Linked DNA regions of Mus musculus: regions 1 and 2 are each linked to region 3. Evidence: chromatin loops called from intact Hi-C (ENCODE). Cell type or tissue: left cerebral cortex. All regions are shown on one strand.

The links. Peaks named below come from ENCODE experiments on the same cell type or tissue, not always from the same donor. Only the 100,000 strongest peaks of a DNase experiment are listed, where the experiment ranks them.
Region 1: a loop joins it to region 3, with 12 times the contacts of the local background. A loop is called at or near these places in 25 of 42 quality-filtered maps.
Region 2: it touches region 3 in a loop (11-fold over the local background); 2 of 42 quality-filtered maps call a loop at or near these places.

The regions. Positions count from the first base shown.
Region 1 is chr2:154,206,631-154,214,630 of GRCm38, reverse strand. Bpifb1 (BPI fold containing family B, member 1) reads right to left here. Exons shown (of 16, transcript NM_001012392.1): 6 at 7,460-7,541; 7 at 4,697-4,760; 8 at 3,048-3,133; 9 at 1,518-1,697; 10 at 1,113-1,166; 11 at 479-637. Among named protein-coding and RNA genes, the nearest start is that of Bpifb5, 13 kb to the left of the region's middle. In left cerebral cortex, CTCF peaks have their summits at 5,320 (motif pointing left) and 7,416; DNase peaks (open chromatin) are centred at 2,086, 2,561, 3,272 and 5,296; H3K27ac peaks cover 896 bases.
Region 2 is chr2:154,579,444-154,587,443 of GRCm38, reverse strand. Pxmp4 (peroxisomal membrane protein 4) reads left to right here. Exons shown (of 4, transcript NM_021534.3): 4 at 1-400. Gm39963 (a long non-coding RNA gene) reads left to right here and starts at 3,814. Exons shown (of 2, transcript XR_866872.1): 1 at 3,814-5,138; 2 at 5,438-5,634. In left cerebral cortex, CTCF peaks have their summits at 825 (motif pointing right) and 5,845 (motif pointing left); DNase peaks (open chromatin) are centred at 842, 2,102, 2,418 and 3,333; H3K27ac peaks cover 1,144 bases.
Region 3 is chr2:154,374,564-154,382,563 of GRCm38, reverse strand. Snta1 (syntrophin, acidic 1) reads left to right here. Exons shown (of 8, transcript NM_009228.2): 4 at 1,446-1,653; 5 at 1,760-1,890; 6 at 4,360-4,556; 7 at 5,370-5,557; 8 at 5,656-6,250. The coding sequence ends at 5,748. Among named protein-coding and RNA genes, the nearest start is that of Cdk5rap1, 5.8 kb to the right of the region's middle. In left cerebral cortex, no CTCF peak of the experiment used is centred here; DNase peaks (open chromatin) are centred at 1,418, 3,279, 4,208 and 7,562; H3K27ac peaks cover 2,164 bases.

The sequences.
Region 1 (8,000 bases), 170 kb after region 3:
AAATCCTGTGGTGCAGAGCTGCACAGAGAGACCCTGCTGTAAGGAGGAGTCAACTCCATCTACTCACAACAGGCACTGCCTGCCCCCTTGGGGGAAGCCTGGCTAGCCTCACTCCTCAGAGCCCACCCAAGACTCTACCCTTCTCCAGTCTTCTCTGCCTCTCCCTGCATTTCTCTCGGCTGCATGTGGTTGCTGTCCTACTCTGACCCACCCCCTTTCTTCTGGGGTGAGGTCTCTCAGCTACTGAATGTTGCCCTCTCTCTGGAAAATGCCCCTAGCTGGGATGTAGCTGCCTTGATGGAAGCTATGGTCCCTCTATCCCTATGGGCTGCTGGTGTTAGTGACTAGCTGATGGGCTTCCGAAGTTCTTGACTCTTGGTTCTTCTCTCCCTCTCCTCCCCACACTACTAGGTGATGCCCCAATTCATAACAATGAACAGAGTGACCCCCAGTTTTTGTCACAGACACTTAAACTCACAATGCCGAGAGAGAAGAAGGGCCGGACATCAGTGTTGGTAGGGAACACTTCCAGCACGACACTTTGGGCTGCCCTGGCACTGCCCTCGTTCAGCACAATGTGGGGGGTGCTGTGGGTGAAGATCTTCAACATCTGGGTGGGCCCCAGCTTGTTGGCTGCCTGGAACGACATCAGACCCACACTTGATCACAGGGCACAGGCCCTTAGTGTCCTCTGTGGTGTTTCTTGGTCTCCAGCCTCTGTCCTTCCCAGCACCCCTGGGTGGAGTGCCATCTCCCTTCAGGGATATTCTCAGTTTCTTAGCCTGAAGCAGGGCTTAGAGTTGCTCTCTTCACCCAGCTCCAGGCCATTGTCTGCCTTTCCCTGCATTTCTCTCCACTGCATGTGATTGCTGTCCTACTCTGGCCCACCCCTTCCATCTGGGGGTACGGGGAATTGCCCTTGCAATGGGTCGTCACACTGGAAATCATCAATTTCAAGTTTCTTTGCTAGACTGAAGAAGTCTCTGGGCTTCCAGGGGGCCTGGTTCCCTTAGTGGGAAAGAAGAGAGGAGCCCGCATCCGTTCTACCCTGCAGAGACCCATGAACAGAGTCAGCGAGCACCTAGCAAGCTCTAGGTGGCAAACAGACTCACCTCTGCATTGATTTCCTTGATGTCCATCTGTAACTGGCGGGCCACATCAGGAATCTGGAGAGAGGGGGAGGGGTGTGAGTCAGTTGCATTAATCACGCTTTCAGTATGTGAAATGAGGACCCTGATCAGTTAGTGATCTGTGCTATTGGGGTGCAGGCACCATCTCCGGATTCCTCAGTACCCAGAGTGCCTTGGAGCTCCCCCTGGATATTTGGGGGAGGAAACAGACACATCTGGTCTCTGAAGGCAGAACCAGGGCCCAGGTGTTAAGGGAAGCCTTTGGCTCTAGCATTGAACATCAGAATCAGGGCAGAGCTGATCGTTACTGGGAGTTCCCACCTCAGGTCTCTCTCAGCGGGCAGATGGCATGGGGGTGAGGCATCCTCCCCACACAGCGAGGCTTACCACGAATCTGAGCAGGATTACAAGCTCCTCCTTGGGGACCAGGGTGGTCACAATGGCATTCACCAGGTCCTGCCTCACGGTCAGGCTGAAGGGGGCCCTGTCTGGGGTGGTCTCCATCAGAGAAGTCGCAGAGTTGTTGAACCAGTTGGTTACCCTCGCCTGTGAGTCCAGCAGCTTGGCCTGAGGAGACACAGAGCAGGGCACGGTCTGAGGACTTTGATAGCCCATTGTATCCTGTCACCAACTGGAAGGAAGCAACTGTGCTGAGGGGAAGGTGTTTCTCAAAGTTTCCATGGTGGAAACCTCATTCCAGGCCAGTAAGGTTGAGAGGCGGGTCCTTTAGGACGGGACTGGGCCTTCATCAGTGGTTAGTGCTCTTGCAGGAGTGGCCTAGCTACTGGAGGTGGGAGTAGACCATCATGAAAGTAAGCTCAACTCCTGGTTGCCCTTGCTCTCACCCTCCCCATCTCTTTGTCTTCCACCACAGGCAGATGCAGCATGGGGGCCCGCAACAGAAGATGCAGCATGTTCTTGGATTTCCAGCTTCCAGGACCAAACGCCTAGTACACTTCTAATGTTTATAAATCACTCAGGCACTGTGTTCTGGCAACACAAACTAGACTAAGGCAGGAACCCATTCTGTTTGTTTTCCATCTTTGTATTTGCGTCAGGAAGTTTAGATTGATGAAGGCAATGGCTTGTCAGGTACCTGGCAGCCTCCCCTCCTGACTCCCTTAGATTACCTCTGCCCTCCCTTCTCTCCTGTCTCAATTTCTTTTTCCATCCTTTCTTCTGTCCTTCTGTCTCATATTTAAAGAGATGGTATATCCCTATGCTTCCCCAGGCTGGCCCCTAATGCCTGAACTCAAACGATCCTTTTGCACCTAGGATTGTGGCTGCATGCTACCCATGACTAGCTTGCAACCAGCTTGTAACCAGAATGCTTGCTTTTCATTTAGGTTTCAACCACTTAAACCCTTTAGGTGAAGGAAGGATTCAAACTGCAACAGAGCAGATGGAACTCTCCCACGCAGTGGTTTCCAAGACTCCCGAGAACCGGTCTGGGACTCACACCACCCATAGGATGTGCAGTAGGGGTTTTACAGAATCCCATTGTTACTGAGCACCCCCTGGAAGCCAGTGTGGTCTCATCTCATTGTCTCCTAAGTATCACCACTTATAGTTTACAGCCATGGAACCCTGCCCAGAGCTACACAGCCAGAGAGTCATGGTCTGGAAGTTAGGGCTGTGTGATCCTTGAGGATGCTTCTGTCCTGAGCCCATGTTGCAACGTCACCAGAAGTTTGAGGTTGGGCAGAGAAAGACCCTGAGACCCATGCACACACAGGGTCGAGGTCTGAGGTCAGGTAGGGAGACATGACGTTCTACCTGCTGGCTTTCACAAGATGCTTAGTATACGATGTCATCAGCTACATACCCTGATGATGTGTAGATGTTAGTCCCTGGGTAGTCACAGAAGAAGAGCTGTTCGCTAATGTCCCCAGTATGCTCTGAGGTCTAGACACTCACCTTCAGGTTCAACAGGATATTACTGTCCTGGATAGCAGGAGACAGAAGGCCAAACTCCAGGGCTCCAGGACTGAGGGCAATGGGTGCTGCTCAGGGCAAGAAGAAAGGTTGTGAAGGTGGAGGGTGTGTTTGGGTGGGGTAATTTTCTACTGCTTCTTTCTGGCCATTAAAGACACTGCCAGAGTCAGGAGAAATGATGCTGTTGGTAGTAACCATGGCAACCATTGCAGGGACCACTTCAAACACCAGCATAGAGCTAGACTTTAATGTGTTTAAAACCTTTGCTTCCCCCACATCATTGTAACCCACTCCAAGTGCATGGCCCTGCCCTGCCCTGCTTCACTGAGAACAGAGCAGCTAGACAGACTCGGGAATTTCCATAACATTAGTGCCTTGCAGCCTTGGATCTGATCTCTCTCTCTCTCTCTCTCTCTCTCTCTCTCTCTCTCTCTCTCTCACACACACACACACACACACACACACACCCCTAATTGGAGCAGGAAGGATCAGGTCCCAGCCTTCCCTACCATGAGTTTCCTCTGTGAGCTCAGAGGAGGCATAGCCATATGCCTCAGTTTCCCCATATGTGCAGTTGAGTGCACCGAGGGAGTAAGATGGTGCATATACAGCACCCAACCCTGGATTTAGCCCTCATATGCACTAGGGGCTTAGTGATTTGTTCTGCTCTGCCCATGCTGCTATGGCTAGGCTGCTCTTTAATGTGCCTCTTTAGATAGTAAATCACAGCACGGTAGGGCTTTCTTCCCCTTTGTTGATTCCTATTATGAGAGGGCTGAGCAGGACCAACTTCCAAGGTTGAACACAGAAGTCCATATCTTCTCCTCTTTTCTGTTCTCAGGGAGGGAGAAATGACATTTGTTCTGTACATACAGCTCACCTCTGCTCTTATTCCCTCCTTTCAGAATCACACAATAGTCAATCTACCATAATCTACCATCCATCCATCCATCCATCCATCCATCCATCCATCCATCCATCCATCTGTCCATCTAGCGTGCATATATTTTTAAGCAACTCCATGTCAGGCAGAACATGTCCTGTATGCCCAGAACTTTTCTATAACCTTTAAATATTGACTATAATCCTTTGAGGTTGGGAGGTAGAAAGCCTCATTGAGGAAACTGGGGACAAGGAGGTAAAGTGACTCCCTCAAGGTCAAGGATCAAGTCAGCAGTAGAGCTGGGTTTTAATCCAGCCCTACCTGGGTATTTGAGCCTCATGTAGAGTAATGGTTCTCAACTTATGGGTCATGACCCCTTGGAGTTGATCCACCTTTTTACAGGGGTTGGCTAAGAAATCATAAAACACAGATATTTACATTATGATTAATAAGAGTAGCAAAATTACAGTTAGAAAGTAGCAACAAAAATCATTTTGTGGTTGGGGGTCACCACAACATGAGGAACTGTATTAAAGTGTCACAGCATTAGGAAGGTTGAGAAGCACTGCCTTGCACATATAAGGTGCTTATGAAGTTGAAGCTGCAGTGTCTGGGCAGGGCTTAGCAGGTGCCTGTTCACCTGTGTTGGCCCAAGGTGCTGAGAGGGCGGTCTCTCCTGGGTAAAGGTGGGGCCTGAAGGCTAAGCCTGCAGTCAAGGGAAAGGCAGTGCAGACAGCAGAGCCCCTACCTGTTGTCAGTCTCAGGAAGTCTTCGTACATGTCATCAAAGGCCTGCTGGATCACAGGGCACAGCTGTAATAGCACAAAGTCAGGGCTATTAGTGAAGAACCAGCCCCTTGCCTACTGCTTCCTGGGCCTGCTCTCCTCCTAGTCTCACTGCAATGCCCCAGACAGTCAAATGTTCATCTGTGAAGTTGAGGACTCACAGATTTGCCCATCTCCGTTCCACCTTGCTGTTCAGTGTTCACAGCTGTCCTAAGGTCCTTTGGTCAACGGTTTGCCCTTTGCCTTGTGTCTAAACTGTACCTGGCCTGCCAGCTACCCTTCCTGGGACACTCATGAGTGCTCAAAGGAGCCCATAACTCTCTTAGAGGAAGCCAAGATTTCACTTATTCATTCCATAAAAAGAGTTCCTCCCATGTCAGACTCTAGGACAGAGGGCCAGCTGGGCTGTCCCACCCACTGCTAAGCTCTGTATCTTTGGTGAGTTTCCAGCCCCAACAGATAGTCCTGTGCCATCAAGGAGTTCTCTGCCTAACATCGACACAGCAACTCTCAACCTAGGACGATTTTAGTCTCTGGCAAGACATTTTTTAGTTATCATTATGTGGCAGACGAGCCATACTGACATCTAGTGGACAGAGGCCAAAGATGCTACTAAATATCTCACCCAGCAGCCCAGTCCCACAAAAAATATCAGTAGCCCCTAAGAGTCAGCAGTGTGGATTTAGTGGTTCTGCTGAAAGGGAACCCTCTTTTATTTCCCCCCTTTCTCCTGACCTTCCCTCTTCCAAGAAGAACCAGAAACTAACTTCCTTCCTGCTTCCTTTCCCTTCCTCCCTTCCTCCCTTCCTCCCTTCCTCCCTTCCTCCCTCCCTCCCTCCCTCCCTCCCTCCCTCCCTCCCTCCCTCCCTCCCTCCCTCCCTCCCTCCCTCCTTGCCTGAGGATTGATCCCAGGCCTCACACATGTAGGCAGGTGCTTTACCACTGAGCTACATCTCCTGCTCGTTTGGCTTTTTATTTTGAGGTGGGACCTTGCCAAGTTGCATAGGCTGGCTTTGAACTTGCTCTGTAGCTCAGGCAAACCTTGAACTGTGACCCTCCTGTTTTAGCCTCCTAAAGGAGCTGGAATTCCAAGCCTTTTCCAGACTAGTCAATATTGTTTCTTAAATTAACCCTTATAAAATATAAGATCCAGGGGCTTGAGAGATGGCTCAGCTGCTAAGAGTGTGTCAGTCTTCCAGAGGACCCAACTCAGCACCTACTCCAAGCAGCTCAAACCTGCCTGCAATTCCAGCTCCAGGAGTCAGACACTCCTGGCCTTGGTGGCACCCATGTGTGTAGAATGTATTCGTCCTCTCATATACACAAGATTAAGAATAAAGTAGTAAAGTAGGTCTTTATAATAAAATAACATCTCATTTGAGATTTCTTCTTTATTCTCTCTCTCTCCTTTTTTTTGTGGTTTTGTACCTTGTATGCTAAGAAAGTACCTTATCACTGAGGAACATCCTTAGCCCTTAGGTTTTTTTTTTTTTTTTTTTTTTTTTGATAATTTGAGACAGGGTTTCTCTGTGTAGCCCTAGCTGTCATGGAACTCACTCTGTAGGTCAGGCTGGCCTTAATCTCAGAGATCTGCCTGTCTCTGCCTCCCAAGTGCTGGAACTAAAGACATACACCACTATTGCCTGGCTAAAGCATCTTGAATTTACAACGGAAATCACTGGTCAATATGAAAGAACCCGCTTCTAAACATTTCAGTTTACCCATGGCATATTAAGGGCATATAAAATGAGAGGTTTGCAGGTATCTTTTGCTATAGACCACTTGTCTAGTAGGTGTAAAGTAGGTGGGTTCTATCCTCCCCAACCCCCTACACACAGCCTGAATTTACGGACTCAGAAGAAATAAACGGAGCTGGATCTGGTGGGCTGCAGTGCTTTCAAACCACAGCTGGACAGCTGAGCATGCCACAGTCTGCTTATGACAACATTTCAAGACAAAATGCAGGATGTTCAGGGATTTCTGGCTTGGTTTTTAAAATCAAAGTATATATACTTACATAAAACATACTAAAATACATTTAATAAAGGCAGAAAACCCATCCTCTCCCAGGTGTTTTGCTCTGCATCCACTACTGTCTATTAAAGCAGTCTCCAGTCTGATGCACGTGAGGTACTGTCTCCTGTCTCCTGTCTAATGCACTTGAGGTACTAGCTCCTGACTCCTGTCTGATGCTCGTGAGGTACCATCTCCTGTCTGATGCTCGTGAGGTACCGTCTCCTGTCTGATGCTCGTGAGGTACCGTCCCCTGTCTGATGCACTTGAGGTACTGTCTCCTGTCTCCTGTCTGTTGGGTGGCAATACTACACAGGAGCTTGCTACTGTGTACCTTCTTCCAGCTCTGCTCCATGACATCACTTTTATAGACAAAAGTCAGCCTGAAGGTAGGATTTATAACTGGGAAGTCAGCAAAAGCTACAGTTAGGGATCCTTCCCTCAACCCTTTAAGAGACACGTTTTAAAACCTTGACCAGCACATGATCAAGGCCTCCTGAATTTTTGACTTTCCTGTTACTTTGACCTCAATGATCTTGCTGGGTCAGTGGCTCAGTTTATTGGCTCAGTGGTTCTTGGTTTAGTTGAAGGAATTACTCAGTCCCGGAAGGATCCCACCCAAGGAGACAAAACTCATACGGTACCAGCTTGCAGTTCCACCCTAGTCCTACAGGGGGTGCCATCTCCATAGGCCAGAGGCCTGTCTTACTCACGTGGTTTTTCACTATTTGGGGCAGGGCTGGCACCAGGAGATTCATAACATTCTTTGCCAAGGAGTTGACCACGAAGGAGAGCCTTTGGCAAAGGAGAGCGGGAGATTAGGGAGCTTGTAAGAGAGGATTGTCCCTGCTTTATAGCGGTGACATGGAATCCTAGGAGGAAGGTGCTGACAGGTCCCCTGGAGGTGACATTGCACTCTTGAGTGGGTCACGTGTGCTGCCTGGAAGGTGTCATTAGCAGCATTTTCTGTACTGGGAAAGTGAGATATGGGAAAGTGACTTGCCCAACATCAGCTAGGCAGTCAACGGAGAAGGTGAGCTTGCTTTGGGCTCACCTAGGCCTGCCTAGGAGGTCTGGGAGCCCTGGATGAGACGCTGCTCTGTCTGCAGGTCACTTACATCTACTCCATACCCACCCTCCCAACCTGGTGGTGCCACCATTGCTGCTTACATTTTTGCTACCCAGAACTGCCTTTGGCATCTGGATTCCCTGGAAGGAGCCCTGGATCTAGACTCAGAGTGACGCCTTTCTGTT
Region 2 (8,000 bases), 200 kb before region 3:
CCCCTCTACTGTATATCAGAGGGCTCCTTGCTAGTGGGCAATAGGTTACAAACACTTTGAAAGGGGAAAAAAAAACTAAATTCTTTGTCTAAATTATTCTGCTGAGAAGTTCTGGAGCCCTACTGTCAAATAGGAGCACTAGATGAGTCACGTGCACAGCACGTGTCAAGCTTGTATGAGACGCAGGATCCTATCACCAGCACTGAGAATAAAACTTCAAGTGTCCACATTTTTTGAGATGCATTAAGAAGGCTGTGGCCGGGCAGTGGTGGCGCACGCCTTTAATCCCAGCACTCGGGAGGCAGAGGCAGGCAGATTTCTGAGTTCGAGGCCAACCTGGTCTACAGAGTGAGTTCCAGGACAGCCAGGGCTACACAGAGAAACCCTGTCTCGGAAAACCAAAAAAAAAAAAAAAAAAGGCTGTGGCAGTAGGGTTGTGAGCTCCAGGCCAGGCTGCGATACATTAAAAAACAAACAAACAAACAACCTCTGTCTCAAAAAAAGGCGGGGGTGGGCGTCCAAGGAGATGGCTCAGTGAGTCAAGATGGTTGCAGCCAAGCCTGGCGACCTGAGTTTGATCCCTGTGTTCTACATGGTGACATGGTGGAAGAAGAGAACCAGCTCCTGCAAGTTGTCCTCTGCCCCCACATGTGTGCCTTGGCATGTGTGCATGCACACGTGCACACACACACACACACACACACACACACGCACATATACAATAAATAAATGAAAATATAATAAAACATTAAAGAACATGTAAAATTAATCTTAATCATATATTTTGCCTGCATGTACATCTGTGTACCATGCGTGTGTGTGGTACCAGCAGAAGTCAGCAGAGGGCGCTGAGTTCCTTGGAACTGAGGGTATGGGTGTTGTGAGCCACTATGTGGGAAATGAAGCTTGGTCTTGGTCGTCTGCAAGAGCACTTAAGTTTGTTGTTGTTGTTGTTGTTGTTGTTGTTGTTGTATGATTGTTTGAGGTTTTTTTTTTTTTTTTTTCCCCAGACAGGGTCTCTCTGTGTAGCCCTGGCTGTCCTGGAATTAACTCTGTAGACCAGGCTGGCCTCGAACTCAGACTGCCTCTGCCTCCCAGTGTTGGGATTAAAGACGTGGACTGCCTGGTGAACTAAGTGCCTTTCACCACTAAGCCATTTCTCCAGCCTCAGACCTTTAATCGTGTATATTTTAACTCAATATTTCCCAAACTGTGCCATTGCTACATATGTTAATATAAAAGATTGGTAACAGCCTTTCTTGAAGTATGTCCTCAACACTGCCAGTGTGTTCTGCGTGCACCAGGTCACACGGTTATCCTCACAGAAGGTTCCGGAGGACACTGAAAATCTGGAACTAAAGACACAGTCTGAGCCCTGCCCCCACTCTGTGATGCATCCCCGGGGAAGGCTCTCCAACTCTCAGCACCTCCAGCCCTGCTAACCCGATGCCCACCCTGGACACTTGGCAGCACCTGAGAGCCACTATACCAGTGACTTCAGCATAGCGAGTTTCTCCTTCCTCCTGACTGCTTTGCATATGATTGTCTTTAATCCCTAGTAACCTTGCAAGGATGCACGCTGATCCATGTTTTCCAGGTATGTGGTCTCAGGATGATTTGAACAGCCTGCCTGACTTTGAAGCCCGTGTTTCCTTCAGTGCCCCGCATTAAACCTAGAAAACCTTAGCCGTGCTTTGCAGTCGTTGATTATAGCATCTGACATTTGACACCAACCCAGATGCTCACAGGAGCTCTTGGTGGCATAAATGGAAAGTGCTTGGGGTGCTATGGCACGGGGGGGAATGGGGCACAGTGGACTGGAGAATTGTGTGCCAGGCAGAATTTTTAAAAACCATTCATCTGAAGGAACAAAACAGCTCTCAGAAAAGCCTGGTCCGGAGGCTACCGATTTGAGGCACTTGGTTTGGTGCAGTGCATTCCTTCCACCGTGCCCTCTCCTCCTGTCTTTTTATGTGACTGAAATGACCAGTAGAAGTCTACTCGAGTCGCTGGAGTGCTCATCACTGTGCGGATTCTGGGCTGGCATGGAGACAAACGCCCATATTCACAGCACCTGGGAGGTGGGGGCAAGAGGAAGGGAGCTCAACGTCATTTTCTGCTACAAAGCAAGTTGGAAGCCTGGACGACTGAGACCCTATCTCATGAACACATGAATGAATGAGTGGATGAATGAATGAATGAATACAATGCAAATTCTGACCCAGGGGGTCTGGAGCTGGTCCAAGGTATGTCTTATAAGTTTCCCAAGCTGTGGGTACTGTTCTAGGAGCCCCGCCAGCTTGCTGAGGGGGTGGTGAATGGCAGTTGTCCCAGGTCACTGACCAGTCACAGAGCTGCAGGGCAGCAGAGGCTCTCTCTGACTCCCCAGTGCTCTCAGCCACGGCCGTTCCCTGCGAGTTCAGAGCAGATCGTTTGGAAGAGCTGCTTTCTCTGCTGGAACTGGAAGATGAACCAGCGCTGGAGCCCGTCAGGAGACGGCCATTGCCAGGCAGGTCTAGTCTAGATGATGGGGAGCCCTGCCATCCTCTCTTCTCTTCATACCTGGCTTCTCCAGTCGCCACTCCGGTGTCCCCACCCCCACCCCCCCACCCCCGCCTGAGGGATCCCACTCCTGGTGCCTGATTTACCACTCTGCGGCAGGTGTGAAGTTTTAGAGATTAATATGCCCCTTGAGCAGCATTAGGCCAGCACTAAGAAATATCATCACAGGCAGCTCCCAGCCCTCAGAAGAGATAACCCTCCATACACTCTGCGTGCTGCTTGCTAGAGCTCCAAGCAGGGCTGGACTCCAGGTGCCCATGGTGGAAACTATCTCCTTCAACGCCACATCCATTGCATCTGCTGGGACAGTGCGTCACTTGCACACAAACCCTTGTCTTGGGCTTTATTATTGGAGAAAAACCCAAACTAAAATTGGCTACTAGTCAATACACTAAGAGGCAGTATAGACAGTTGCAAGGGGTAAGGGCTTTGGAGCCAGCATGCTCAGGTTGGAGCCCTGACGGATGAAGTGGCTTAGCCATCTGTGCCTCATCTGTAAAAGGGGTGTTGTGATGACATGCGCCTCGTGGTGTCTGGAATGATTAAGTGACGCATGTAAAGTGAGCATTCAATAAGACATTGCTCTTATTTCCAATAGAACAAATACAGGAGGAAGCTGGTTGTAAGAAATAAGTGTGCCCTGTGTTTAGCCGGCCCTTCTCCCCAGTCAGCCTTGGACTCCTGCCCTGATATCCCTCCTCCACTGCTGGGGGTGGCCTGCTCCACCACTTACTGACTCTGCTCTCTAAGAATAGGTTTCCCTCGCAGATGGTATCTCTCTGGATCTTGCCAGAGCATCTGGTGCCTCCAACTGCACACTCCAGGGAGGAAGGCGGGGTGGTCCCCACAGAGAGGAACAGAGCCTGTCTTCAACGGCTTTGGGAGGAGCCCAGCTTCACTCCTTCCTTGCTGAGCCTCCATTTTCTATGATCTGTGTGTAGGGATTGCCAAAGGGCCATTGGCACATGGAGAGGAGCTATTGCCATTCGCCTTCCTTAAACAGCAGAGTGGATTAATCTACAATTACTGAAAAAGTTAAAATATTATATTGTTTAGTTAACTTTCTTCCTGTGGGGGGGGGGTCTTGATTTTGGTTTTTTTGTTGTTTTTTGTTTGTTTTGTTATTGTTTGTTTTAAGACAGGGCATGCCCAGCAGTGGTGGCGCACACCTTATATCCTAGCACTCGGAGGCAGAGGCAGATGGATCTCTGTGAATTCAAGGCCAGCCTGGTCTACAGAGCAAGTTCCAGGACAGCCTGTGCTACACAGAAAAATCTTGTCTCAAAAACCTAAAACCAAACAAACAGAAGGACAGGATATCATGTAGCCCCAGGTTAGCCTTAAACCCAGCATGCAGCTGAGGCTGGCATTGAATTCCTGATCCTCCTGCTTCCACTTCCTGAATGCTAGGACTATAAATGTGGGTACCTTGCTTTGTCGCTGGCAAGCTGCTCAGGAGAGGCAGAACACAGTCCGTGATAAGAGTCCCATCCCATGTTTCCCGGATAAGAAACAGTGGGGTCTAGGACAGACACTGTGGTTCCTGGCCTCCTGTGTACCCAAGAGACCTTGGGGAACTTGAGGAGTTGGGAATGGGGTCTGTGTCTCCTCTACCCACCATGCAGGAAGGGGAGGGCTGAGCCTAGGACTGGGGTGAAATCCAGTTTGGTTCCAAGTGAATGTCAAGAGTATGGAGGGACCAGAAGAGAGAAGGCCTTCTACCGGAGATGTAGTCTTGGCTCTTTAGGATGAAGGTCTCGTGCCTTGTAGATCTTTGAAGAAGGAGAGGGTCCTTGCTTGGCCAAACTGCTTTATTTGATGGGGGAATAAGAATGCATACATCTTACTCAGGGTGAACCAGGGATTAAATGCCTTTTTCAGGAAGGAGTGCCCAGGAAGGGAAGTTCATTGGCTGAATGCTGATACCTCATTATCATGGAGAACGGCAGGTGTCTGTGCTTCGCAGACCTACTGTCACAGGCCTCTTAGTGGGGTGTCATGATAACACGTCCCAGATCAGATCAGGTAGTTTGGTGGGGAGCTGCCCTCACGCCTACTGTTCTCAATTCTGAGATTTCCAGGGGCACGGTCCACTTGCCCCACAATGCTTGGGTTTCCCCACAACCCGTGTGTGTGTGTGTGTGTGTGTGTGTGTGTGTGTGTGTGTGAGAGAGAGAGAGAGAGAGACAGTCTCACTCTATAGCCCAGGATGGCCTGCAATTCAGTGTCTAGACTAAGTTAGCCATGGTGGTGGCTTCCCATACATTCCTCTAGTTCTCACCTTTCCGGGGCAGCAGGAGAGATCTAGTTCATTCTTTATCCCCCCCTCCCTCCTCCCCCCCCCTCTCTCTCTACACACACACACACACACACACACACACACACACACACAGAGTAGCATAGGTGGTCTGTTCCTTTCATTTCAGCACTTGGGAGTCAGAGGCTGGCCTATGAGTTGGACGATCAGTCTGATCTGCACAGGAAATTCCAGGCGAGGCGGGGCTACAGAATGAGACCCTGTCTCTCAAACAAATCAAACCATCAAGCTGTACAACAATCCTATAGCAAAGGGAAAAGTAAGACTCTTTCTTAAGCTCAGTCATAAGTAGCCCCTTGCCAGGGACACCCACTCTAAGAGTGCCCTCAACTCTGCATGTGCATGCATGCGCACGTGCAAACATGCGTGTGTGTCTGGGGTGTGTGTGTGTGTGTGTGAGTGTGTGGAGGTCAGAGACCTACATTAGGTGTCTACCTCAGTTGCTCTCCACTTTATTTTTGAGATCTCTCAGTCTCGCTGAACCTGGAGTTCAGGAATTCAACTAGGTCAGCTGGCCAGTGAGCCCCAGGGATCCCCTGTCTCTGTGTCCTTGTGCAGGGATCACAGACACACACTACTGCACCTGGTGTCTCACATGGATACTGCGGATCCCAAGTCTGGACAACGCTCGTAACTGACTGGGTCAGCCCTTTCCGGCTTTGCTCCACCCCTGGCTTCTAGCACTTTCAGAGCTTTACACTCTTCTGTGAACAGTCACTTGTCTTTGTCTACGAATAAACCTTTATATTGCATTATCTTGACTCTGACATTGCTCCTCATCTGTGTGCTTGGGTCACTTTCTATATAAAGTGAGCCTTTGAGGGGCTGGAGAGATGGCTCAGTGGTTGACAGCACTAGCTACTCTTCCAGAGGACCCAGGTTGATTCTCAGCACCCTCATGATAGCTCACAGCTGTTACCTCAGTTCCAGGGCATGCAACACCCTCTTCTGGCTCTCTCAGGTACTGCATGCACATGGTGGCCAGAGGTACAAGCAGACATAATATTCTCACATACCCATATACATAAAAAAAAAATCATTTATTCTGTATACACACACACACACACACACACACACCGGCCAACAATAAGTCTTTTCTTAAGTAATCAGACTTCAAAGTGAAGGAAAAGGATGATGTTAATTTGGGACCTTTCTGCTTCTCCATGCCCAGAATAGAGATCGTCAAGCAAGCCCATGTGAGAGCAATGATTTGCAGACTAAGATGCCGAGAAACTGCCCATGATGCTCTCCACTCAAGCCTTCCACATCCATGCTCCAGAAAGGATCCTGGCAACAGCCTCTCTCTCCACCCTGTTCCCTTTAACTGCCCTGTGAGTGCATTCGGTTTATAAGAAGCAGGCTTTGAACCCTTCGTTCGCCTAAACCAGAACACTGGGTTCTGCCCCCCCAGAATGAAGCCATGTCACGACAAGCTGTGACTTAAGGTCGGCCTTGTCTTTGAGAAGCCAGAGCATATTTATAAAAGGAAAAGTGTTTGCCCCTCTTCCCTTGCCTTGTTTCAGATTCAGAGGGAATATGTCTTACTCGGCCTTGAAGGGCATTTCAGAGCGAAGGGTTTGATGTTAAGCAGAGGCAGACGAGGCCAGTCCCACCCTGGCAGAGGACAAAGGAGAGCTGGGCTCTCTTCTAATGTTGGTTTGAGAAATCTAAGTACAGGGAGCCTGTGTTTTGCACCAGCTCTGCTCAAGAACGCCCGCGAAAGCCGTGACTTAGAAAGTAGGCTGCACTGTACACAGGTCCTGGCGTGAATGCCAGGATCCTTGCTCTTCCGGCCGTCTCCCTGTGGGCTGGGTGTCAGCTGAGATTCAGGAGTAGGGCCAGGCCACATCAGCTCTTTAGACACTTCTTTTGGACTGACTTTGTTATGTCATGAATTCCTCTGGCATCTGTGGGAGCCCATGGTTCCCTCTCAAGAGTGTTGTTTCCAAAACCCATGCAATAAAGTATATAGAGCCAGGACCAACAGAGTAGGCCTGTCTCAAAAACAAAACAAAAAACTCCAAAACAGCCCCCTTTTAAAAGCCCCAAATAGCAAAACCTAAGATCTAATGAAATATCCCCAAAACACAAACAATGTCTTAGCTAAAGCAGTGAGCCCAGCACAGCAGGCAGGGCTGTAAGCTCCTCTGTGTGTTGAGCGCACGCAGTGCTGGGGTTTGAGCCCTACTTTTGAGCCAAGCAGTCTACCAACTGAGCTACATGCCCAGCCCTGGAAAAGCTGTCATTTGTGTCCCCTGTGTAATTTCAGCCTTCAAGAGGTAAAGGGAGGTGGGTCATGAGTTCGAGATCATCTTCTGCTACACTCAGTGAGTCTGAGCCAGTGTCTTGGATTTCTGTTCTGGTGCTAAGACACCATGACCAAAGGCATTTCGGGGAGGAGAGTGTTTATTTCATCTTCTAACTACTCACGCCACACCCAGTCACTGAGGAAGCTGGGCAGGAACCGCTGAAACTGAAGGAGAAGTCATGGAGGAATGCCCCTGGCTTGCTCCCTCTGGCTCGCTCAGTCTGTGTTCTTTTTTTTTTTAAATTTATTTATTTATAATATGTAAGTACACTGTAGCTGTCTTCAGACACTCCAGAAGAGAGCATCAGATTTTGTTCCGGGTGGTTGTGAGCCACCATGTGGTTGCTGGGATTTGAACTCAGGACCTTCGGAAGAGCAGTCAGCACTCTTAACCGCTGAGCCATCTCACCAGCCCCTCAGTCTGTGTTCTTATACCAACCCACCCTTATACTGCCTGCCCAAGGATGGCACTGGCCCCTCCCATGTTGTCAGTCATTAAAATAAAGGGCCCAATGGTTACATCCACAGGCCAGTCTGATGGAGGCATTTTCTCAATTAATGTTCCTCATCTTGGGTGCTCTAGTTTGTGTCAAGTTGAAAAAAAAAAAAACAACAAACATGGCCAGGCAGTCTGGACTACATGAGACCGTCACGAAAACAAAACAAAAACAACCACCAAAAGACAAAAATGAAAACCAAGCTGGTTAGTGATCAAGAGCCTGAACTGCTCTTGCAGAGGTCTTGAGTTTAGTCCCAGCATCCACATCAGATGCTCTGAGCACATCTTCCCCACCAGACAAACAAAATTAAAAA
Region 3 (8,000 bases):
TCCAAACGGAGTGAATCTTTAATGTACCCTAAAACATTTTGGAAACCCTTTCCAGCACCACTGTTGCTACCCCCCTGGAACTCTCCCATCATACTTTCTGGCATGGACTTTCTCTTTTCTCTCTACTCACTTTCTCTTGTTTCCCAACTTTTTTTCTTTTTGAGACAGGGTTTCATATAGTCTAGGTAGCTCAGTGTCTTAGTCAGGGTTTCTATTCCTGCACAAACATCATGACCAAGAAGCAAGTTAGGGAGGAAAGGGTTTATTCAGCTTACACTTTCACATTGCTGTTCATCACCAAAAGAAGTCAGGATTGGAACTAAGCAGGTCAGAAAGCAGGAGCTGATTCAGAGGCCATGGAGGGATGTTACTTACTGGCTTGCTTCCCTGGCTTGCTCAGCTTGCTTTCTTATAGAACCCAGGACCACCAGCCCAGGGATGGCACCACCCACAATGGGCCCTCCCACCCTTGATCACTAATTGAGAAAATGTCTTACGGCTGGATCTCATGGAGACATTTCCTCAAGGGAGGCTCCTTTCTCTGTGACAACTCCAGCTTGTGTCAAATTGACACACAAAACTAGCCAGTACACTCAGTTTTTAAATTAATCAATCAATTAATTTATTTATTCAGTCTGTCTGTCTATCTCTGTCTGTCCATCCATCCGTCAGTCTGTCTGTCTGTCTGTCTGTCTGTCTCCCTGTGTGTGTGAGAGAGAGAGTGCACTCGTGCACATGTGTAGTGATCAGAGGACAGCTTTTAGGCATTAGTTCTCTTCTACCATGTGGATCTCAGGAATCAGGAATTGTTAGGCTTGGCTGCACGTGCCTTTACCCACTGAGTCATTTTGACTGCCCTAGTGATAACTTTGAACTTTGGATCCTTCTGCCTCAGCCTCTCAAGTGCAGATGTGAGCCACCAGACCTGGCTTTTTGGGGGACTAGGGGTGGGGGTAGAGTCTCTTTAGTGTGTTCTTGCCTGCCTTAGTTCTATAGTGCTTTGATTACTTGATACTTGTATACCACTTGGCCTATGTCTTTATTATAAGCAAACTTTGTATCTTAAGATTTTAAATATATTTCCCCTATTAGTAGATGAATTAGATTCTAGGCAACAGGGATGACTGGAAAACTATCTCAGCAGGAACCTTTCAAAGAAACCAGGAGAAAAGGTCTCTATACCATAATTGCAGCCACTAGCACATGTTCGAGTGGGTGTATAGAAATTCGTGTGTATGTGTGTGTGTGTTGTAGCTTCTTGTCTCTAGATCCTGCCAGGATCTAACACCTTTGGCTGAGATTCTAGCACCAAACTCAGTCCTTATCTCTCATGGATGCCCGGTGTGGTTTCCTCGGGTTCGGCAGTGGGTGGGTTTGTTGGGCCACATGCCAGGCTGGATAGCTGACCAGTGATGTGCCTGACTTGGATCTCACTTTGCCTTCAGGTACCTGGAGATCTGTGCAGCGGACGGCCAGGACGCTGTCTTCTTGAGGGCCAAGGATGAGGCCAGCGCAAGGTCATGGGCGGGCGCCATCCAAGCGCAGATCGGCACATTCATACCTTGGGTCAAAGATGAGCTCCAGGCTCTGCTGACAGCCACAGGTACAGCTGGGAGCCAGGACATCAAGCAGATTGGCTGGCTGACAGAACAGGTGCTTGCTGGGTCCCACTTCCGGTACCCCTTATCACTCCATTTCCTCCTGGCGGGGCGGGGGACCCCTTTCCCTTCCACTCTCCTCATTACCATTTTGCTTGCAGTTGCCCAGCGGGGGAACGGCACCAACCCTGGCCCTGCTGACTGAGAAGGAGCTGCTCTTCTACTGCTCTCTCCCTCAGAGCCGAGAGGCCCTGAGCAGGCCGACCCGCACTGCCCCGCTCATTGCCACCAGGTACCGAGGAGCAGGGGAACTGTGTTGCTCGCAGGCTTGGGAAGGTGGTATTCCAGATAGGCCCCAGAAGCCCCAAACCTTAGCCCTGTTCTGCCTCCAGTTATTCCCCAGGTGATCTGAGGCTCATTCCGCCCCTTCTCGGCCACACTTTCCTCATTTATAAAGTTGAGGCTCAGAGCAGACAAATGGGAAGTGACAATTGTCACTTAGCTACTGACACCTACATCTGATACTGCATGGTTCAGGGGACAGTTACTACCTCTGAGAGAATCCAGAGTTGGGAGACAGACACCGAAGAGCCGTTACATTGAAGGTTATAGGAGATAGTTTACTGTCTGACTTGGCCAGGGAAGATGTAAGGTGGAGGTGACATTTGCAATGGACTTTGATGAGTGAGGAGTGTGCCTTTTGAGGAGGGTGGTAGAATATCTTTGGTCAGAGGTATCAAGGTATGAAGTGCTCGAACATGTCCATGTACATAAATATTTATATATACATATATGGTAAGCATACACACATATTTCTGTGCATATACATACATACAAGCATACATATAATTTTTGTGAGGCAGAGTCTAAGTATCCCTCCATAGTCTAGAACTTGTAACACAGACCAAATTGGCCTTGAACTTGTAGAGATCTGCCTGCCTCTGCCTCTAGCTGCTGGGATTAAAGGCATGTTTTGTCACTGCCACTTCATACTATGTTTTTGAGACAGAGTCTCAGACAGGCGTGGTGGTGCATGCCTTTAATCCCAGCACTTGGGAGGCAGAGGCAGGCGAGTTTCTGAGTTCGAGGCCAGCCTGGTCTACAGAGTGAGTTCCAGGACAGTCAGGACTACAGACACAGATAAACCCAGTCTGGAAAAAAACCAAAACAACAACAACAACAAAACCAAGGAAAAAACCAGAGTCTCTTATTGAACTCAGAGCTTGAAGTTTTGACTAGACTGACAGGCTAAGGGGTCAGTGGCCCCTGTCTCTGCTTTCCATAGCACTGGGACTGTGAACGGCTGCTGCCATACCTGGCTTTACATGGATGCCAGGGACCCAGACTCAGGCCTCATGCTAGGGCAGCAGGCACTTTTCCCACTGAGCCATTTCTCAGCCCCAGCACTATCTTAACACTTGTGGCAAGCTGTGCCAGAGGGGCTAAGCTGGGAGTCAGGAGACCGGGGCTGTGCTGTAGAGGAAGCTGCGTGATTGCCACAGAGAACATCCACTGGGAAGGGAAGGGCGGAAGCTGGGAGGCTGCCATAGCTTTGGGAAGACCTGGGGCTGAGGGGAGCAGGTGGGTGGGGACACAGATGGAGAACTGTGGCATTTGCAGTGGAAAGCACATGGGTGGGAGCTCACAGGCTCCGTGCTTGCCAGATGGGCAGGAGGCCGTGGGTGAGTAGGAGATTCGGAGTGTGTGTGTGTGTGTGTGTGTTTGTGTGTGCATGCGCTGCTGGGGGCAGTGAGAATGGAGTTGGGGTGTCTGTAGAGGAGGTTCCAGAGATGCTGAGTCATGTCCAGAGCATATGTGGGAAACAGGGAATGTGGCTCAGAAGACTGGGGGCTGGAGGGTCTGAGGCTCAGGGCTGGAATGTGGGAGCTTCAGTTAACACTCCCAAGGGAAACTAAGAGTGGGTGAAGTGAAGAACAGAGAGGCTCAGAGCCAGAACTTAGAGGTTTGGCGGCCAGAGAGGGACAGTGAGCTGCCCAAGGCCACACAGCAAGTGAGAATCAAGCTGCAGGGTCTAGGGCCCTTGTTACCATGGTTACCATGATTGCCTAGCCTGGTTTCTGCACCAGCTGACAAGTGACAGGTTTTAGATTGTCTGTCTAATCTAGTGACTTGTTAATTAAGACAGGTATTTATTAAACACCTACTGTGTGCCCATAGTTTAAATTACTGGGAATATAGTGTTATATAAAATAGACAAGAACTTCTACCCTAGTCTAGCTAGTGAAAAGGTCAGCCAAAAGCCTACCAAAACTAATAAGTAAAATGTATCATTTTGGCTGGGCCAAATTATATACATACACGTATAATTTCAGCTGGGTGTGGGTCACATGCCTGTAATCCCAGTACTCAGTGGGTAGAAGCTGAAGAATCAAGCCTGATCTACATAGCGAGTTCCAGGCCAGCCAAGGTGATAGAGTGAAACCCCGTCCAAATAACAAAAGCATTCAAAGTGTACAATTTCTGCAACCCTGGTGAAAAGTAAGCTGGTAGTGACAAAGAGCTCCTTTAGACAGAGTAGGGGATCTATGAACAGCGATCTACAGGAAGTGTGAGGGAGATCGTGAGTATTCAGTCAGAGAAAGCACATGTGTGGAGGACACGACTAAGGCTGAAATAAGCGTCAGGGGAAGATGGAGGAGATGAACCTCCGCAACTCCTGTCCCTTGTAAGACGCTGAAGGATGCAGGTCTTTGCCCCGGCCCCACCCTGCTCCATGCTTGGCCCTCTGCTCTGCACACAGGCTGGTGCACTCAGGCCCCTCCAAGGGCTCAGTGCCCTATGATGCAGAACTCTCCTTTGCCCTGCGCACGGGTACACGGCACGGTGTGGACACTCACCTGTTCAGTGTGGAGTCGCCGCAAGAGCTGGCAGCCTGGACCCGACAGTTGGTGGATGGCTGTCATCGGGCTGCTGAAGGCATACAAGAAGTGTCTACAGGTGTGTCAGGTGGAGCCTCTTGTGCCTAGAGGCTTTCAAGTTCCTTCTTTTATGGTGCTTCTGGGGGGAGGGAGCGAACAGACGGAGGTTGGGCTTTTTCAGGGGCCCCTATCTGGGGTATGCAGATGCTCTGGGAGGAAGGGAGACATTTCTTCTTGGTGTCTTTTCTTATGTTATTCCTGTGATTCTGCTGGTGAGGATTCAAGGTGGCGCACACCTTTAATTCCAGCACTTGGGGAGGCAGAGACAGGTAGATCTCTGTGGGTTTGAAGCCAGTCTGGTCTATATAGCAAGTTCCAAGCCAGCCAGGGCTACACAGTGAGATCCTGTCTTGGGGGTGAGGCTGTAGGTCAGATAGGGCACCAGTTAGATTTGAATTTCAGGTAAACAGTGAATACTTTCTTATGTCAATCTAAATTATATTTGTATAAAATTTAAATTTAGCCTGCTAATCTTGCGCCTTTATGGGGTAAACATGGTGTCCATCACAGAATTTAACTCCCATTTATTTTATTGTGCTGAGAATTGAACCCAAGTCCTTGTACATGATAGCTACATACTCTTCTACTGAGCCAAGCTTCCCTAACACACGTGGCTTTGCTGGAAACGAAGCAAGATGCAGCTGTGGGTCCTCGAAGGCCCACCTTCTGTATTTTAGGATAGGGTGGCTGGGCCAGTGGTTGTTCGGTGTCATGACAGAGGGAGCCTCCCATCCATGGAGGAGCGGCAGACAGGTTCTGGAGCTGCTTTAGGAGCTGAGTGGGCTTTGTGATCACCGAGGTGCCAGGGTCTGTGTTCACTGCTCTCCTGCAGCCTGCACGTGGAACGGCCGTCCCTGCAGCCTGTCTGTGCACATCGACAAGGGCTTCACCCTGTGGGCAGCTGAGCCTGGAGCAGCCCGAGCCATGCTGCTCCGACAGCCCTTCGAGAAACTTCAGATGTCATCAGATGATGGCACGAGTCTCCTTTTCCTGGACTTTGGGGGTGCTGAAGGAGAGATCGTAAGTGGAGGACCGCCTCTGCATCCTGGGGGTGGGGATGCTCTTCTGGAGGCCAGTCTGGACAGAATTCCTGACCCTTCTCTCTGTCCACTCTGCAGCAGCTGGACCTGCACTCGTGTCCCAAAACGATGGTCTTTATCATCCACTCTTTCCTGTCCGCCAAGGTCACCCGCTTGGGGCTCTTGGCCTAGAAGCTGTCAGATGCACCAGCCCTGAAGAGGATCGTTCATCTTGTGGCCTGACCTGTCCTTCTGCTGACTGCCTGCTCGTCTGGGGGCTGAGGGAAGGGAGAGGAGGGGAACTAGGGCCTCAGAGACCAGCCTGAGGAAGCAGAACTCAGACCTGGGACAGCGAGTCTGGCTTGTGTTGGGCAGCCTTCCTACTGCTCACCTCCACCAGTGCCTTTCTAAGAGAGATATTTTGTGTACACAGAAGCCATTCCGAGCCTGGGACCTGACCCTGTGTGGATCCCGTCCCCAGCCAACAGCAGAGCTGCCAGGCCTCCTGGAGGCCTCTAAGCCACCCTGAGATCTCTGCAGCTGGAGTCTTCTGGGTCAGTGGCAAGAGGAAGAAGAGGAGCCTTTCTGTTCACTTCCCCTTGAGCCCCGTGGGGCATCTGGGTTTTCTCCTCGTCCTCTCTCCCCTCCTTCATCTTGAATAATAAACAGCCTGTGAGCACAATGGCAGCCTGGCATCATGTCTGTGGTTTGTGTCTTTACACTGGGACTCTGAGGTGGCTCTGTAGTCCCAGAGGAACCAGAACAAGGTGTGAGACCCCTTTCCTGGAGAACTGGGTCTTCAAGTGAGTACTGGCTTTATCTGTGCTCTGTGATAAGTGACCCTACAATCTAGCAGATCATCCTGTCTTCCATTCTGTGGGTCAGAAATTTGAGACTGGCTGAGTTGGATTGTTTCCTGTCTGAGGTCTCTTATGAAATTCCAGTCAATGAGGAAACTGTCCCATGAAGTTACTTAATTAGTTTGGTTAGAAATTAGGCACTAGGAAATGGGGAGATGTGGTTAAGTAGAGATTTTCCAGTCTTCCTTACCCATCCATCTCACCTATACATCCACCAACCAATTGCTCACCCAGAAGCATCTAGGATACATCTGTTGTAGTCCCCAGTGATGTGGCAGAGAGCAACGTTGAGAGGTCTTTATCCTCAGCAGGAAGAAATTCATCAAAATCCCCTGCAATCAAAAGTGTGATTCCAATTGGTCAGACACAGGGAGTTAGCAGAGGGGACAGTGGGACCAGGCTCCCTTACGTGGTTTCATTTCTGTCAGGAGGAGACACTGGAGTGGATGCAGTGGAAAGGGGCATGCTTCAGTCAGCTTCTCCTGCGATTCCTGTGACACCAGTGACCCCTACCCTGGACAAACCCAGTCCAGTCTCTATGCCTGCAACAGCAGACATTTCCTTTCATGAGCCTGGACTGTGCATTGACAGTTCTACTACTGGGCTGGGCAGGGCACTTTTGTTCTGGGCTGTTGGTTGGGCTTCTTAGGGTGTGCTTGCCCTGTGGGTAGGTCTGTGGAATGCAAAGAACAGTCAATCACATGGGCCATTCAGGTCATCTGCCTGACAGCGGTGAAGAGAACACACAGTCACAGTGGGGTGGAGGGGGAATGAGTGCTCACGATGGCAACTTTCACCAACTAGCAGAATTAGATGAAAGATGATCATGGCAGGTAGAACATTCAGGTCTTAAAGCGAGCAGAACATGGGATCCCCAAACTTCTGGAGTCAGAGGAGTTTGTTTCTTTTTCTAACCTTCATCAGTCCTTAATCCCACACTAGCCCGGGAACCCACAGTGGACTACTGCCACAGCCCCAGATCCTTTGGCCCCACTCCTTATCCATGTCTTCCCCACATTGCAATGTATTCACCACACAGTTGCCACCCTACAGGCAAGGAGACTGGAGTCAGCAGTCACTACTTGGCTATGGTTATTCAACTGTCAGCCAGCACAGCCCCAGAGGGAACCCAGCCAGTCTGAGGTTGAGTTAGTCAGTGCTAAGAATAGGGCTTTGGGATCAGCGTGAACTGTGGCTGGATCCCAAGGACTGCTTGCTGCGTGAGCCTTTGCACATGACTACTTTTGTATACTCACCCTTAAATTTGTAAAATGAGTTAGTCTTTTAAAAATCTTTTTTTTTTCAAGATAGGGTTTTCTTTCTCTTTCTCTCTCTTGCTGTTCTGAAACGTTTTCTGTAGACTAGGCTGGCCTCGAACTTATAGAGAGCCACAACTTCTGCCTCCGGAGTGCTGGGATTAAAGGTATGTGCCACTGTGCCCAGCTTGGGCTCTTTTAAATAAGGTAACCATGAGGTTCTACCTTTATGACCTAGTCACTTTGTGAAGACCCTACCTCCTATGTCCACTTTCTTGAAGGTTATGGTATTGAGGGGACACGCGCATTGAGACTGTCTTTGAAACAG